2 separate regions of the Homo sapiens genome follow, and region 2 is linked to region 1. A link is a loop called in an ENCODE intact Hi-C map of the cell type or tissue named here. Cell type or tissue: Caco-2. All regions are shown on one strand. Links, peaks and the distances in the headings refer to the core of each region. The heading gives the core; the rest is flanking DNA. Region 1 has its middle 100 kb from the start of DMAC1. Region 2 has its middle 170 kb from the start of DMAC1.

Evidence for each region. Peaks named below come from ENCODE experiments on the same cell type or tissue, not always from the same donor. Only the 100,000 strongest peaks of a DNase experiment are listed, where the experiment ranks them.
Region 2: a loop joins it to region 1, with 3 times the contacts of the local background. A loop is called at or near these places in 3 of 110 quality-filtered maps.

What each region holds. Positions count from the first base shown.
Region 1 is chr9:7,897,012-7,905,910 of GRCh38, reverse strand. No RefSeq gene overlaps it. Among named protein-coding and RNA genes, the nearest start is that of DMAC1, 100 kb to the right of the region's middle. In Caco-2, for the core only: no CTCF peak of the experiment used is centred there; a DNase peak (open chromatin) is centred at 4,040.
Region 2 is chr9:7,962,501-7,971,399 of GRCh38, reverse strand. No RefSeq gene overlaps it. Among named protein-coding and RNA genes, the nearest start is that of DMAC1, 170 kb to the right of the region's middle. In Caco-2, for the core only: no CTCF peak of the experiment used is centred there; a DNase peak (open chromatin) is centred at 3,349.

The sequences.
Region 1 (8,899 bases), core at 673-8,672:
AGGTAGAGATGGATAAAGGGGAGATGTTGATCAAAGGGTAAAATTTTCAGTTAGACAGAGGGAATAAATGTTAGCCATCTGTTACACAGAATGGTGACTATAATTAATAATAATGTATGGCATATTTCAGAATTGGTAAAGGAATAGATTTTAAATTGTTCTCATCACAAAAAATAGTAAGTATCTAAGGTGATGGCTATGTTAATTAGCTCAATTTTATCATTCTACAATGGAAATCTATATCAAAGCATCATATTGTTCCCCATAAATCTATACAATTATTGTCAATTGAAAATAAAATTTTTATAAAATACAGTGAAGGATCCTCCCTTAGAGACTTAGGTTATTCTCCTGCCTGATACCTTAATTTCAGACTTCTTTCATTCAGAACAGTAAAACAATAGCTTACTATTGTTTTGAGTCACCCAGTTTGTAGCACAGTACTTTGTTACAACAACCCTAGGAATCTCATACAAGGCATAAAGACAGTTGCTGTGATTTAGATCTCTACATAACACACATTGATCAAACAGCTGACCTTCTGTGCCTCACACTGGGCTCAGCACTACAAAGCTGGTTAAGGAGTCATGGTTCCTTTGCTTTGCTCAGAAGGTTAAACTAACGCTGGTGTTATGTCTCTCAGCCTGTCCAGGCACACGAATGCCTTCTATTTTGTTGTTGATCACTGCATTGCCTTTCAGGAAAATTTACTGGTCTCTTATATGATAGTATCACCTGAGAACACCAATTCAGTTGAGACTATAGGTTTGAAAAGTTTTTGAAAAAAAGTCACCAGAAAGGACACAATAGTAAGAATATCCAGTTGCAAGCTAAGGTTCTCAGAGGGCACTTAGAGCTGCAAGTGAATACACTGTTTGCTTAGAGATAGTTGTCTGCACACATGGTGGTTGAGTGGGGGGCCAGGCTGCCTGGGTTCATACTGAAGCTCCCCACCTACTGCCTTCGGTGAGTTACTTAATCTCTTTGTGGCTCAGTTTCTCCTTAATCTCTTTGTGGCTCAGTTTCTCATCTACATTTGCCTTAACACTTTCTTGGAAAAAATAAGTAGTTAATCAATACAAATTACTTAGACTAGTACTTGGCCCATAGTAAATGCTCCATACATGTTAACTATTATTTTATATATAAGCATTTCTGAGTGTTTATAAATAGATTTCTATATCAAAGTTATAAGTAAAATAATTTTCTAGGAAAATATGTTTTGGGGACTAGAATTTTTTGCATGCTGATGCATCTTTCTATCCACCAGAGATTCTTATGGGATAGGAAAACACAAAATCACTTTGAAAATAAGTATTGGTGTTATTCAATGAGTTTTATAACATCCAGCAATCTAGTAGTCTGGAAAGAACAAAAACGGAGAAGAGGAAGGGGACAAGAAAGCAAATAGGCTTAATGAAGAAGTGTGGGTATGGATGTGTACATTTTGTGTGTGTCTATGTGTATGTGTTTAGGGAGTTAGAAGTGGGGAGATAGACTTCATCATAGAGAGAGATGGATACATTTTTACTGTTTCCCTCTGTATCTCTCTGGAACTTAACTGATTCCATTAATTTTCTATACGATGACCAGAAAACCAATAAGTTGAGCCTACTTTTTCAAATCATGGTAGTAATTATATAGAGTGAATTGCACAAATATTAAGTGTAGAGCTCAAGAACATTTTGAAATATCTTAATAATCAATTGCCAGATCAAGATATATAACATTTCTATCATTCCAGAAAAGTTCTCTTGTACTTCTTTTAGGTCAATAGCACTTTAGAGCGAGATGCCTAAATGTATAATTAGCATTATATAAATGAAATTGTGTGTACTATTTTGTGACTTTTATTTTTAGCTCAACATAATGTTTTGAATCTATATTGCGGCATGTATGAGTAGTTCATTCCTTTTCAATGCTCAGTAGTATTCTATTATATGATTATACTATACATTGCATATCCTTTCTTTTCTTCATGGACATTTGGGTTGTTTCTTATTTTCATGGTTCCAAACCCAAATAAGAAGGATTAATTCAGTGGTCTTCAAAATTTTTTAATCAGTAGAACTGTTTTTTTAGCTGAAATCTATGTGAAAGTGCAGCATATATAAAATATATGAAACAAATCTCTTCTAGATAAAAATTGGAGATTTGGAGACGCTGACTCCTAGTATAGCTCCTCCCCATTCCTCCCATAGCCTTAATTTTTAAATCTTGTCTCAAAAGAATAGCGTTCCACAGGAATACTTTTAAATAAACACTTGTTTAACCATCAACACATCCATTATATTTGTTTAGGACCCCAAAAAAATAACAAATTATGACACACATAATTTCAAAACCTCAACAACTCTTTAAGCCATTGTTGCTTGAAAGAAGTGACACCCATTTACAGATGAGGACACTAGCATAGCTAAAGGTCTCATCTCGGGTAACAAAGCTACGTCACCTTGGCACATTACCGAATGTAATGTGCTTCCCGGTCAAGTCGGATTGCCAGACTTCCTGGTCAAGTCTGATTCTCTCCTCTCTGCTACGTGAGAACTGATACCTGCTCATATTATAGCCTATTTGCACATCCAAATGGTTCCCAGTGTGCTTGGAAATGTGTGGATTTTTGTCAGTCTTTGTTTTGTTGTTTGACTTTAATTCAATCATCATTCCAAAAGCCTATATTCAGTGCCTACAATGCAAGACACTCTATGGGGATATCAAGGCATCTGTGTCTACAAATTGGACTACTGGAGTTTCCTTAATGTATTAGTTTCCATACTCTAATCATGTCAGCCACTTTAAAAAAACATTCCAGCTATAGCATTACATTCCTATTCATCTTGGAGTGTTGAGAATTCTCATTTTTCCACTCGATGATGGAAACAATGGTGTTCCCAGTGTCCCCATTCTACCTTCCATAATGTGGAATACTTTAGCATATAGTGATTTCCTGCCAAAATAACTCTGAAAAAAATACTTTAAAGTATAAAAATATTTACGAATACATTCCTATATAAAATATCCTTATTGCTTCTGGGTCATGTATTAGAGTAACTGTCCCAGACAAGACCCTGTGCAAGCATGGAGATCCGGTGTCTGAAGGTTCAGGATAAATCTCCAAATCTTTTGTCTTAGTTCATAATGAGACCTGGTACTGAATTAACATCTTTGGTTCATTGACGAAATAATTATTTGTGACATTTTCAAATACCCTAATTTGGTGAAAAGAACACAAATCAAAGGCGTCCCCAAATCATCATTACCTTATGCAGAGATACCTGGCTCCCAGCTGGTAGTCAATAAACACTTGAGCTGCTGCCTTATTTTTTTTTTTTTCATTACTTTTGATGTTTGTCTTGACCTGTGAGGTGGTTTCTGTGAGTAAGGGTAACAATGTCCAAATGCCTCCAGGTGTTCATATGAACACATGCCCCAAGGTCAGCTTTCAAAATAGATGAGAATCACTTTGGGGCTTTTCTGTTTCCCCTGGCTTTGCAATGAGGGGCTCAAGAAGTGGTGGCTCCACACTGGAAAGATGTGAGAATAAGTTCATTAAAAAGTTTTATGCCTTTAAAAAGAGCAGGAAAAAAGACTAATATATGTGAAGAAGAGTATACGAAAGTCCCTTGGGTTACCAATGGCTATGGAACCAGTGCTGCAAATGAGCCCTGAAATCTAAATTGGTTTAGAAATAGAAGAAATGGCATTATTCAGTACCATTTCACAATAAGTGCCACCACTTAGTGCTCTAGTTTGGCTTTTTATGTATTTATGTGAGTACGTTGGGTGTCCATCTGGATCTTTTAATCTATCCAGTTATATGCTTGGGTGTGTTCTCTGCATAATATCCTTCCTCCCAGGCCTCTGGAAACGCATGAACAAATACTGACTTGGGGGGAAAAGAATTTTTGCTGATTAGAGAACAAAGCAAGAATGTTAAACTCAGCAGGGGATTTTGATTTGCCTGCCATGGAAGGGCTGAGTGTACGCTTTTGGATTGTATGGGCCCTCTTTGGTTTTGGAAGTTTGACCTGCTGCACTCCCATAAAGGAATCACAAAGCCCTAGATGGCCAAGCACCACTCACTAAATTTGGAATCCTTGCAATGGTGTAAAGAGCAACTTCTCTTATCTTCAGATGCGGATGACGCATTCTTGCACAAATATATGGAGGCCCCTGGAATGCATCCAAAAGTAAATGTTACCACTTAAGAGAATTTCAAGAGAAATGTTAGGTAAAGAGAGCCCAAAGCACTAACATCGTCTCAATTTTTAGCTCATCCAGGGAACTTCTTAGCATAACATGATATTAGAAGTAGCCTAGGCTAGTTAAGAACAGGGACTCTGGAGCTGTTCCACCTCAGTTTGTCTCAGTTCTATTGCTAAATAGCTATAAAATCACTAATCTTGGGTGAGTCACCTAATCCCTCAACACCTTAATTTCTTTATCTGTAAAATGGGCATGATAACAGTGGTAGTTATTGTATATTGTTGCAAGTATATATACAAAGCACGTAATAAACTCAATATTGAATAGTAGATACTTTTATTGTTTTCCTTATATTTTTATTGTTTCCATAAAAGAAAGGCTTTATACCAGCAATTATTGAGGGCTTTTTAATGTCCCTTTTGTATTAGAAGAAAAAAAGATGGGGGTAGGTAGTGAAAAATGTCATCTGTTTCTTTCCAAGAACACTAAACAAACTACAGACCTGTCTGTAGTAATGGAATCTATCCGCAAGAGATACATTTACTTTGAACAGTCAACCACAAATACAGCCTCTTCATATAGCGAAATAAATAAAAAATGCTTATTTTATTCCAAGAGTCTGCTCATGCTCTTATGGTGCTGATATCTTCTATCACTTTTTTCCTTTAATGCACTGTATCCATGGACAACTTTTACAACCTGCTGTGAGGTAGAGATCCTATCTATATTATTCATCTCTCTTCACCCAAAATGAACATAGCACACAGGAGCTACTTCATAAATATTTTGGTATTGAATAAACAAATTAATATATCTTCCATGTTCTTCCCACTTAAAGAGCCCCACCCTATTCATTCATTCGTATGCATATGCCCTACTCACGCAACACACTTTCATACTTGGCTCTCCCTCTATCCTATCACCTCAGATGTAACTCTTATTTATTTCTCAAAGCTTACATCAAAACAGCTCTTCCAAAATGCCTTTCCTCATTTTGCCAACTCAATGTGCTATATCCTTGAACTCCCATATGCTTTTCCTTTAACACTCTTAGTATACTTATGATTTCTTGCCTTCATTATAATGATGCATGGAAGCGGCACATATCTACAGTGGACCCATAAGGTCAGGCACTGATTTGTATCTTACACAGTGGCTACTATTCAAAACACATTTATTAAAAGCTAAACAAAAAGTTTTTAATAAGTGTATTTTATTATAAAATATAAAATTATATATAAAGTATATATAGTTCAGCAGGCATATGTTTACATATCCACTTCAAACCACTTCAGGCTACAATCTGAACTAAAAAGGCTTATGGTTATACTATGGGAATCAAACTTGTTTTCTAAACCCCAGTTCCTTGATTTGGCCAACAGAAGGACCTAGTCCATTTGAATTTATTCTGAGGAGTAGCTTGGTAACCTATTGACTTAGTTTTTCAGTTCTTGTGAATGCTTAGCTATTATTAAACTTAACAGAAGGTAAGAGTGACCCACAAGATGTTTTTCAAAACACATTTCTTGATATGGGTAGCTAGTTTTGCTATCTACTGTTAATTGATATCCTTCTAATTGTGACCCTTCTCATGTCCCACTTTGGAACTTATCTTGAATTATGAGAGTAGATAGCTCTCCTTAGCAGATTTCTGCTGGCATATTCTCCAGAATATGTTCCATGAGCAAATAGCATAAATGTTGGATAGTGAAGTCAGAGAATCTGTGAATTTGCCCCTGGGTTATGTGGCCAGCTTAACCAGCAGCAGCCTTTTGGATCTAGAATATTCTATCAGATAACAGTCCTGCTTTGCTCCTTCCCGGGACAGTGTGCCTATTGGGAGCACTGCTAAAGAGGCCGACAAAGGTAACTTTTTCGGGCATTAAATTTGATCAAGTCATTTCCAATTCTTGTTGGAAACAGGAAGAGTATAAATAATAAATAAATTGATTAATGCAATCATATTGGTTTAGCAAGTTACTGAATATAGCAATGCATTTTCAAAAGTCATCTAAGGAAAATAACAAGACATAATGGAAGCAACTTTCTAATAGGATTTTGAAAACATAGCTTGAGTCCTGACTCTGCCACCTACTAATTAACTACTTCTCAAGTTGTTTTCTTCTTTGGCCTTAGCTTCCCCATCTGTAAGATGTAAACAGAAAAAAATAACTCTCACAGAATACCTTACTGAGTGGCAGGGACCCTCAGAGTGGCATCCCCTTTAATCCTCATGAAGGGGCAGCACCATTATTATGTTACTGATGAAGAAACTGTAGCTCAGAGAGATTCTATCACATGCCCAACATCAGCGACCATGAGTGAAGACAAAACTTGAACCTAGGTCTATTAACCTCTAAATCCTGCACATCTCTTACTCATCCACAGTGTATCAGATACTACCACCTATCCTGATGACCTAGTACCACAGGGATGAAATGTGGTAGTGAAAGAGAAAATTATTTACAGATAGCAATGTGTGCTACTGTAACTGAGGTGCAATGATCAGTTTTAGTCCGAAACAATTAATTGCCTATTAGACTACAAAATACAAAATTTAAAAAAAAAAACCTACACACTAAAATACACCTCTTAGATTTGTTTGCTAAACTCTGTTATATTTCCATCCTCCCTACCATGAGGTGGTAGGGGTTGGTCTTCAATATGCAGTAGAGTCTCTGTCCTTTTTCCTCCCTAACCATGCTATAGGCTCCTCTATTCATTTCCCATTGTTGCCATAACAAATTACTACAAATGTAGTAGCATAAAACAACAGTTTTTTTACCTTATGATTCTGGAGGTCAGAAGTTTCAATGGGTCTCGCTGGGCTAAAATCATGGTGTTGGCAGGGCTGGGTTCCTTTCTGCAGGCTATAGAAGACAGTCTATTTTCTTCCCTTTTTCAGCTTCTAAAGGTTGCCAGCTTCTGGAGCACTGGCTGGTGGCCCCTTCCTTTAACTCCGAGGCCCATAACAACTGGTTGAGGCTCGGTCACATCATATCTTTCTGACATTGACAGTTCTGCCTTGCTGTTTCACATTTTAGGACCGTTCTGATTACATTGGGCACACCAGGGCAACTCAAGATAATATCCTTATTATAAAGTCAGCTGATCAGCAACCTTAATTCTACTCACAACCTTAATTCCCCCTCATCATGTAATATGCCATATTCCCAGGTTCCAGGGATTAAGAGTCATGTATCCTTGGAGGGCCATTATTCTGCCTATCACAGCCGTCCCAGGGAGGAAACTGAATCTTAGTCTTCTAGAAGTCTAACCACATTCCTGGGTACTGCTATAGCATGGGACCTTGTAGAGAATTCTGGTTCAGAATGTGGTTCCTGGAGCTGTATGCCTGGGTTCAAGTGCCAGCTCTAGTACTTACTAGCAGTGTGGCCTTGAGCCAATTACTTCTCTATGCTTCTATTTCTTCATCTGTAAAGGGGGATAAAGAAAGTAATAAGAGCAAATACTTACATAGTGTTTAGCTTGTGTCAGACACTATTCTAAGCCCTTTTACATATATTTCCACATTTATAGCTCAAAGCAACCCTCTGAGGTTGTTTCTATTATTACTCCCATTTTACAGATATGGAAATCAAGGAACTGAGTTGGTTAGTAACTTTTCCAAGGTTACATAGTTCATAAGAGGCAGAGTCAGGGCTTATACCCAAGCAATACTGCTTCAGAGTCCTGCTCCTAACCACCACAGCAAACAACATTATACAATTGTCGAGAGGATTAAAGAAGTTAATATTTACTTTGTGTTTAGAATTATACCTGGAATGTTTTAAGACCTATAGCTATTACTATAATAGGCAGTGTTCTGTTTCTAAAACCGTTGAATTAATACAATTGGCAAAAGAAATTTAGTGTTAGGTCATCCTGTGTTTATCCCTTTTACATACAAACATCATTACACTTTTGTCTGACTTTCCACTTCAATCCTCAACCTCCTAGGATAAGTCTCCAAGCCATTTCCCCAGATTCTTCGCTTCATCAACTCAACTAATTTTGAAATTTCTGCTGTGAGTCTAAAGCTTTTTTGGAAAACAACTAATGCTAACAAATGACTTTTCCTGCCTCAGTCTTGACTTGTCTTCAGCATTGAACTCACATTTCTAAGACTTTTGTTGAAGTTCTGGCAGAACTATTGGCTGGCTACAGACCTTGGATTGAGTATTAGCATCCTCATTTGTAAAATAGGGATAAAATTCTCGAGAAGACTGTTTAAGGATCAAACGAGAAATGCACATAAAATTGATATATAAAAGTAAAATGCTTTTCGAATTCGGGCAAAGTTAGTATTAACTTGCACATACACTGTCAAGAAATACTGGCTATGGTTGAGCCTAAACATGGTGACCTATAGTTGTGAACTATAGTTTTCAGTGTAATATATAAAAAAAAAATACTGCATAAAATGGCAATTCTGCCTCTGTGAACATCTTCTCTTTTCTCTCCTTCTCCAATGTAGAGACACAGAAATAGAGCACGAATCTGGAAGAAGAATTTTTTTTCAGCATAATTTCCTGACCCTTAACAATTATATCTTACAGAATAGTCATAGGAACTAAGATAATGTATATAAAAATGGCCAGCTGCCAGGTCTAGCACTTAGTTAACAAAAATATCAATTGTCATCATCGTTATTATTATCATTATTATCATTTGTATCATGAAACACAAGGAT
Region 2 (8,899 bases), core at 198-8,197, 66 kb before region 1:
GTTGTTAACCAATAAATTTTGCTTTTTCATTCAGCCCAATGCATTTAACAGAAAATTCAGATGAATGGATTGGCCACATGATATGACAATAAGGAAAACTTCAGTTTAAAAATGAGTCATTTGCCAGCATTGGCAACCCTTCCAGCTGATGACATTCCAGGAGCTTTTAATGAATTAAAGCTGCATTTTCCTGAAGAAGCCAGTGAAGTTACTGGCTGGTTAGAAAATAATTATGTGCATGGTAGGATAAGAAGTCACTTATGCAACAGTGTTGCTGTTCCATCACCAGTATTGTTTCTGCCAAATTTGTGGTCTATATATGAGCACATGTAAAATGAATTTCCTTGAGCCCAGAACAACGTAGAAGTATGGCACAGAATATGGGAAAATGTAATAGAAAACGCTTATGTCAGTTCATACTGAATTATAAAAAAATTTCAGAAACAGCAGTGCCATGTAGAAAATGAATGTGATGTATTCTCTGAGAAGAACCACGCCCTAAGAGGAAGAAAGCAGTTACTTATTGTGTTGCAAGTCTTCAAAATACAGTTAATGATGGGGAAAGTTGGCCAGCTCTTAGGAGCGACCTCTATGCAATTTGCCTATAATCCATCCCTATAATATACAGTTTTCATATGCTAATTTTTCTTTTTAGTGTTTTGTTTTCTTTTTTAGTGTTTTCCCCCACTATTTTAAATTGTCAGCATTATTTTTTGCAGTTCGATATACTATGTATTTTACCTTCACATCATTTTCAATATTGGAGGCATACATTGTGTAAAGACTTTTAAAGAGTTCTAATTTCTTGTATGCATCTTTTGCAAATTTGATTAGACAAATATAACAACATTGATATAGTGTGTTTGTATTGTGTGTATATGTAAAAACTTTACAATTTCCTCAATCAATGAAGGGACGTTCTTTTTGAACATCTGCATTCGTGAAAGATAAAATGCCCCAAGATCTTGGCTCTTTGAGCATCTGCCTATGTGGTCCTGACTCATCTCAGTTTTTGATTAGTCTCATCAAAAGTCTTAGGTTGTCTGTCATGGTTTTTCAGATGACTGCAGTTATATAGGCTATTCTTAAATTCATCTGCTTATAACTGTTATACTCATGCTACTGTTGCTAGCATGCTGGAGTGTTTATACTTGCAAAAATATACATGTTATTACTGTCCCTTTTATGTATAAAGCAGCCTATGAAGTGTTCTGTCATATTTTATGTTTCTCAAATAAACCACCTTTTATAAATGTAAGTAAAACCAACATTTTAAAATGCAAATTTTATAAAAAATTTATAAAGTTATTTTTTCCTAGAATTATATTTTCAGTATTTTGACATTTCAGAATTGTGATTTTCATGATTTTAGATTTTAGGAATTTTGGTCTTTCAGGATTTCAGCATTCAGGATCATAGTGTTCAGGATTATGGTCCAAACCTTAGCACCACCTGCCTAGATCCTGCTTATAGTACCACTACCCGAGTTGTGAAAACCAAAAATGTCTCTGGACATGGTCAAATGTCCCTTGGGGCAAAGAGATAAAATATTCCCACCCCTGTCCCCCATTGAGAAGTGCTGGTCAAGGTGACTTATAAAAAATCATTCAGAAAGTGTGACAAAATAAAAACTAAGACCTGTACCACCTACCACCTATGCTCTTTTCCTTGGAGAACTTGGACTCAGAGGATAAGATAACTAATTACCTTTTGTTTTGTTTTGTTTTGTTTTTAGACAGAGTTTCACTCTTATCTCCCAGGCTGGAGTGCAGTGGCATGATCTCGGCTCACTGCAACTTCCGCCTCCAGGGTTCAAGCAATTCTCCCGCCTCAGCCTCCCGAAAAGCTGTGATTACAAGCGTGTGCCACCATGCCCAGCTAATTTTTATATTTTTTAGTAGAGACGGGGTTTCCCCACATTGGCCAGGCTGGTCTCAAACTCCTGATCTCAGGTGATTCGCCAGCCTCAGCCTCCCAAAGTGTTGGGATTACAGGCGTGAGCCACCACGCCTGGCCAAGATACCTAATTACTAAAACTACTTTCATTTACATTCACAGATAGGAATGAAACCACTGTAATTCACAGATGGGGATGCCCACAGATCATTCAAAGCATGCACTTTCCAGATATAAAATCAAATCATCAAGTATTAAATAGACACCTAACACATGAAAAGGATTATGTGAGGAGCACAGAGAGGAACTGTAATATGTCCTGCCTATTTTATGTTTCTATTTTTCATATTTCTCTTAATTTCTGCCACTGGCCTACTTACCCCAGATTCTAGGGCCAATCTCAAAAGGAGAAATTTAAACAACTGTATATCAGTAGAGCACAGTCACAATAATAATTTAGCTTTTGCTGATGTTGTACTCTGGTGTACTCTAGTTCAGGGCAAAAGTTTTTTGTAAAGGGCTAGATAGTAAACATTTTAAGCTTTGCAGGACATATGGTCTCTGTCGTAACTACTCAACTTGTCTTTGTAGCTGGAAAGCAACCATCGATAACATGTAAATGAATAGTTGTAGCTCTGTTCCAACAAAACTTTATTTGCAAAAACAGGTTGAACTTGGCCTGTGGCCTATAGTTTGCCAACATCTGCTCTGGTGCAATGAATTATGTTCTTTACTTATTTACCAAATCTTTCTTCCATCCATACTCGTATCCCAATTGCAGTCTACAAGTTCATAGGCACAGGAAATATAATGTTATTTACTTTAACTTAAAATAATTTCTGCTTTCTGGTGAGTGGAGAATGTAGAACTAAAACTAAAAAAACTAAAAACTAATTCTCAGCCAGTTCAGATTTGTCTCAGCTTCTCCATAATCAATTTGGGATTATCTCATTGACTTTAGTGTTTTCTCCATCAACTCAAGGTGTTTCCTTCCTTTCCCAATTGTGTCTGAGTTTTGGAAGGCTCTTGTAGCGCAATGCATTAGTGGAAAAGAGTAACTGGTTGTCTGCTTTTGTCTACCCACTGCCCTTAATATTCCTTCTGATTTCTGCTTATTGACCTACAATTCACTCCCTTTTTAATAGAGGTTTTATTATGCCTATATTATATTTATTATTGAGGTAGGATAAGGCCAACAGATCAGGAGATGATTGACATTGATGAGATAATTTGTTATACTCACAGATCCCAAGAGGAGGAGCACATCATGCTATGGTGCGAGGGGACACATGGGGAATCACCAGGGTTAGTCAGGAGGCAGAGGGAGAGAAAGGAATTGTGAGCAAGATACTTTATTGTGGTTTCCGTTGGAAGAAACAGGTAAGGCAGGTTAAACAGGTTTAGGATTGGCCAGTTTGAATGATTTCAGTGGACTCTGGTGTGTCAGGGCTGTCCCTAGTTATCTAGTACCTGGCCCTGGGGTAATTAGTTCAGGTGAATAGTGTCTCAGAATGTGAGATCAATCCAGAGCCCACATTCCTAACCACCTTTAAAAGGAGGTGGTTAGGAATGTGGGATCTGGATTGGTTGGTTTGCATTTTAAAAGCCTGCTAGTTGAGCTGGCAAGGTTTTTACTATCTTTAGGAATTGGCCAGCCCTAGTTGGGATAGTTCCTTCAGGGTCAGCAAGGGCCTAGGTGTCAAAGGATCAAAACATAGAAAATAAAAGACATGGTCATTACACTTTTCTATTCACACTGAAAAGACTTGTAAGCCCCTGCTCTCTGGGCTATAGCTACACTGCTTCTCAGGTCCGTGGTGAAAGTTCTGAGCATCCTTATACCATGTCTAGGGCAGAGGAACTTCATAAGCTTACTTCCTGTTGACTAAGAGACTTTCTAGTCACCTCAACTCCTCTATGTGACCCAGAGGAGAAAGCCAAGGCTGGCTGCCTCTTCAACATTCAATTAGGAAGCAAGGCACAGATCAGCGCCACCATTAGACCTCCCAGACTGATCTTGGATTCTAAAGTCCCAGTGCCTGGTCTCAGTTGGAGAGAGGCGCACGAGCATATGACCCCTTTCAGAACATTTCATGTGCTTAAAACCTTGCTTTCCTCTGGCTTAACGTTCTCATCCAGCCTAGAGGAATCTAACCTTGCTGTAGGGTGGAGGTGAAGTGGGGAAAACCAGCTCTTGCCAGCTTTGTTTTCTTTCCGACCTATTGCTTCATGCATAAACTTTATGCCCTGTGTCCCCTGGAGCTGTAGATTTTGAAACTCAAAACCAAGAATTTCGAAACTCATAACTTTTTTTCTTATACCACTGTCTCTGTCACAATTTTCAAAAGTTTATTTTGCCACTCAAAAGCTGAGCTTTGACTCCTTTTGTCTTTGGCATTTTGTTTTGTGATATCGCAGAGGAAGAAATCTGGGAAGGAGAAACACATCTGTTAATATATCAAAATATTATCTTGCCACACCAGGTACACCCACTGGCTACCGGTCTTATTTCTCTTGATTAACTTCTGCCGTGAATGCTTTGCTAGAATCCTGGCCCTTCTCCTGGACTTTCTTGTCCTCCTCATGCAATCTTTATATTCTCCCCTTCTCCAGTAGAACTGTGCTCCCACTACTGAAGAATTATCCCAGATACCCAAACATAAAACAGGAGTTTTCACCCTACAGATTTTGAAATGTTCACCCATACAACTTTTTTTCACTCTCTCTTTTTCTTACAAACCTGGATATCAGAACATCTAGGTGAAGAGGGAAAGTTTAATATGTTAATTCGCTACCTTGTGCACACTGAGGGGCTTCTAAAGTAAAAATTTGCAGGTAGGTGAGAAACTAAAACTAACCAAGCTTAATGTCTTTGTGTGCCGCCAAACATGGTTTAACTACAGACACTGGTTCCTGCACACAAAAAGGACTGCCTGCTTTTTCACATATTTGTCCTTCCTTTATTCACTTGTTCAATAAATATTTTTAGAGCACTTGATGTGTGCCAGGAACTGATTAAGTCGCTGTGTATATACTAGTGAACAAAAAAGACAAAATCTACCACCTGCACAGAATATATGTTCCAATGGCCAGAAATAATTGTATAATTACTAACACATATAGTACTTCTTTTTTTATGTGCCAGGCATTGATTTAATCCCCATAATCACCTGATGACATAGTTACTACTATCATTCCGATTTTATAGACAATATTTTGTAATTTGCCCAAGATTTGAGAAGTAATAAGAGGCAGAACTAGAACTTGATCCCAAGCAGGTTGGCTCTAGAGTCCACCTTTCAATCACTCAGGTCTCCCGCCTCCAGCTTATAAGTAAATTATACAGGATCTTAAAATTCAATGATTTTATGGGAAAAATAAAGTCGAAAAAGAGAGTAGGGCATGCTAGGGCAGATTGCAATGTAAAACGGGGTAATTAGGGAAGACTTGACTAAGATATGTCATTTGAGTAAAGACTTGAAGGAGGTGAGAAAGCCAGAAAGATAAATATCTATGGGAAAGGTGCTCAGGCAGAAGGAATAGCAATTGCAAAGTCCCTGAGTCAGGACTATGTCTGGCATTCACAGGAGCAATTTTGCATGCCACTTTACCAAAGTAGATGATGGCTATTTATCACAAAACAACCATTTTTGAGTTCTGCTAATACTTTGAGAAAATGCAAAACATTAAAAAATGATCTGTCATGTCTCCTTTCTAATAATTTTAAAGCAGCATTTTTGTAACTTTCCCTTCCACAATTAAAAACAGAAATAGATAGATGAGACTAAAAAGGGTTAAAAAGCAAGAGCAAGGAAAAAAAGAGATTCATTACCATCATTCCTCATTGCTGACGATGTGCTATAAACGATGAACAAAAATGTTAAGCAAGTGAAAACAAAAACAAGCCCAGATTTTAATGTATGTTTCTTTTCAGATAAAAATTGTCATCCTTGTCAATTTTTCTTCACAATGTCTAAGCATTATAGGTTGAATGGCACGGATGCTCCTATTGGTAATATAGGCATTAGGCTAGAGGTAAACCTAATCAATCTGACCTGCCCTAGAAAGAATTTGCAGAGCTGGTCTTGGCTGAAGTTAAGTTGGTGTTTGTTGTTGCATTCACTTTGCCCTGGACTTCTCCAAACTCTCCATCAACCAGTTGATATTGTTCCTGATTTACAGGAATCAGAGATTAAACACCTTGCAACAGAGGCTGCCCAGCCAGATCCTGGCAGAACTGATGTGCGGCTCATGAATGCCTGGCTGTTTTGCTCCTCTCTGTAACAGATGGCTTGTTTCTAAGGACAAAGTTCTTTATTTTCTTTCAAGTATTCCTTGGGTTGTATAAAGAATGGGGGTTCTGGCAGCTCGGTGTTCATCCTCCTCAATCGTAGAAGACATTCATCAAGGTCTAATGAGAAGAGGTCTTAGACTCAGAATCAAGAGAGCAGGGCATAGATTCCAGATTTTTCACTAACTAGTGAAGCAGTTTATAAAAGTGAACTTTTTATCCTCTTCAAACCTCAGTATCCTCACTTTAAAAAGGAAGACAAGAGTTGCTGTTTCTATAGTTTTCATAGGGTGTTCAAAAAAAATGAGACAGTACGTCAAAGTGCATTAAAATTAGTCTTTAGCAATAAAAGGATTTGGTATTATTCTGTCTTATTTTTCCAATTTTTTATTCATGAATAAATCTTAAGATTTTTCCAGTCTGCTTATTCCCAAGTTTAACTTCCTAAATTTCCTTAACCTCCTGTCTTCTTTATCTGTATTTACTACTTAAGCTGTTACGTTTCACAACTAACTTATTTTTAAGTTAAATTATTTTGATTCAACTCACTTACTTAAACATTCCTTAATACTATAGTTTTGTTGATTCTTTTTCTCATATGTCCTCTTGTCTGCAGTTAATTTGTATACATTCTTATGTGACATTGGCGGACATTCACTTTGATATAGTACAAGGAACACAGCAGTCAACTAGATTTAATCCAAGTCTCTGACTGTACTTGTTTGGCCACACTGCTCCCATCTGCCTGGACCAACGAGATGAAATGCAAGTGCCTGGGTCTCTTGAACAGAAGGAATACATATGCACTTGGGTGGAAGTATGGAATCCATGCTGAGTAAGATTACGAAAAAATGTGGGGAGCCGAAAAAAGAAGCACAACTGAGGTGACACAAGAAAATGATGCTGTTCTGAGCTAGTTGGAAAGTCAACCAGAACTCTTTGAGGAGACTGAAGAGTTCTGTTTCCCCCATTTTTCTCATTTTTCCCTATTTTACCCATTTTTATAGGCAATTGTTTAATGACTTTTGTTAGAAATATAACTTAGTCTCAAAAACTAATATGAAGATTGAGTCAAGAGAAAAAAATTTCTTCTCTGATGAATTATCTGATGTCCTTGGATGATGGTAAGCTGATGTTGATTCCTCTTTCTCCTCTGCCATTTATTCTCCACTGTGTCTCCCTGTCTTTATTCTGTCTACCTTATCCCCTCCAATCCTTTACTCTTTTTACCTTTTAAACTTTTTTTTGGCTATAATATTTGGTTCGTTTAGTCTCTTACTCTCTCTTAGACTGTGATCCTCTTGAAGTCAGGGGTTATATCGTTCTTACAGTACTTCTATTTCCAGCTTCATATCCTAATGCAAGTCCCGATAAGTTGACAAATGAATTTCTCAGCCTTCATTTAATTCTGTATAGACTCATTCTGTTCTCACAAAAGTAACACTGGATATCAAATAGCAAATAGCAAAACAGTGGAGGAATCTATGCAACTTCTACTTCCAAACATCAGTGTAATGATTTCAAGCCTTGGAGCCTTGGGGGCTCCTTGAATTCTGGGGGAAAAATTTAAAAGCAGTATGCTAGTGAGAAATTATGTTACACATCAAGATCTCCAGAAGTAGATGGTGAGACTAAATTTGGGGAGCAAGATGTTTGTTAGGTATCGACACTCATGAAGGTTAGAAGGAAGCACACTTGGGCAGAGTGAGAGAGGCCAAAGTTTGCTATAGGTCCAAATAGCCTCAGCCACCCTATGCCAGAGTGGAGGTGGAGGACATCTGAAGCAAATATTCCTTGTTAGAGATGTCCCAAGTTTTGGACTAGCAGGCTTTTTGCAGCTGCGGTCTACCCTGAGGGAGGTGACCGTTTCCAGCTGTCAGCTGACTATGCTCTCCACAGCTGGGCAACAAGTCTCTTCTTGAAGACAAATCTGTGTGGCATGTCTCCCCCTCGACCCCTTGACTTGTCAACACTATAATTGTATATAGAGATTAAAAAGTGCACTTGCTGCCAAGTTGGCATTGAGGAGTTTAATTCCACACTGAGCAATATTGAGTCAACTGTGAAAGTGACCTATGAAACATCTCTGTGGTTACGTCTTTTATAACTCACATTTCCTTCTTTGTTTATAGCTCAGCTATCCCTTCCTTGATGCAGGTTGTAAACGAGTCCTAAAATTCAAACCCCATGCTTTTGCCAATTGTGCACAGCAACTGGTTGATCTGTTGCAACTGCAGTTACAGAAAAGGTTGACATTATTTTTGGGTGGCAAAATTACTAGAAATGCCTATGCCCAGTGTCACTGTCCTCATATACAAAATACTAACAAAGGATCAGGGGTCATATGCCAGCCTGAAATGAGTGGGAACTATAAACATTAATCAGAGAGACTTTGCAATTACTGAAACATTTATGAGAAAGCAGTTATAAACCATTGCAAATGGTTTCCTCTTCTCTCTCTCCCCTGATTGTCTGTCACCTCTTCATTCTATGGTGTCTTCCTTTGCTTGTTTAGATGCTTCTGATTCTTACAAGCTTATTCCCCCTTGGGGGATAAACGAGGGCAGTGAGAATTGACTGGAATTGATTATGTGAACTACACAGAAGGTCACCCTTTTGAAGCGATCACATCTGTGAAAATCTGAGGCTATTCCCAGTGGTCCATAAAGACTGCATGGTTTCCTGGGAAGGCCCGACCAAAGCTTTAGTGTT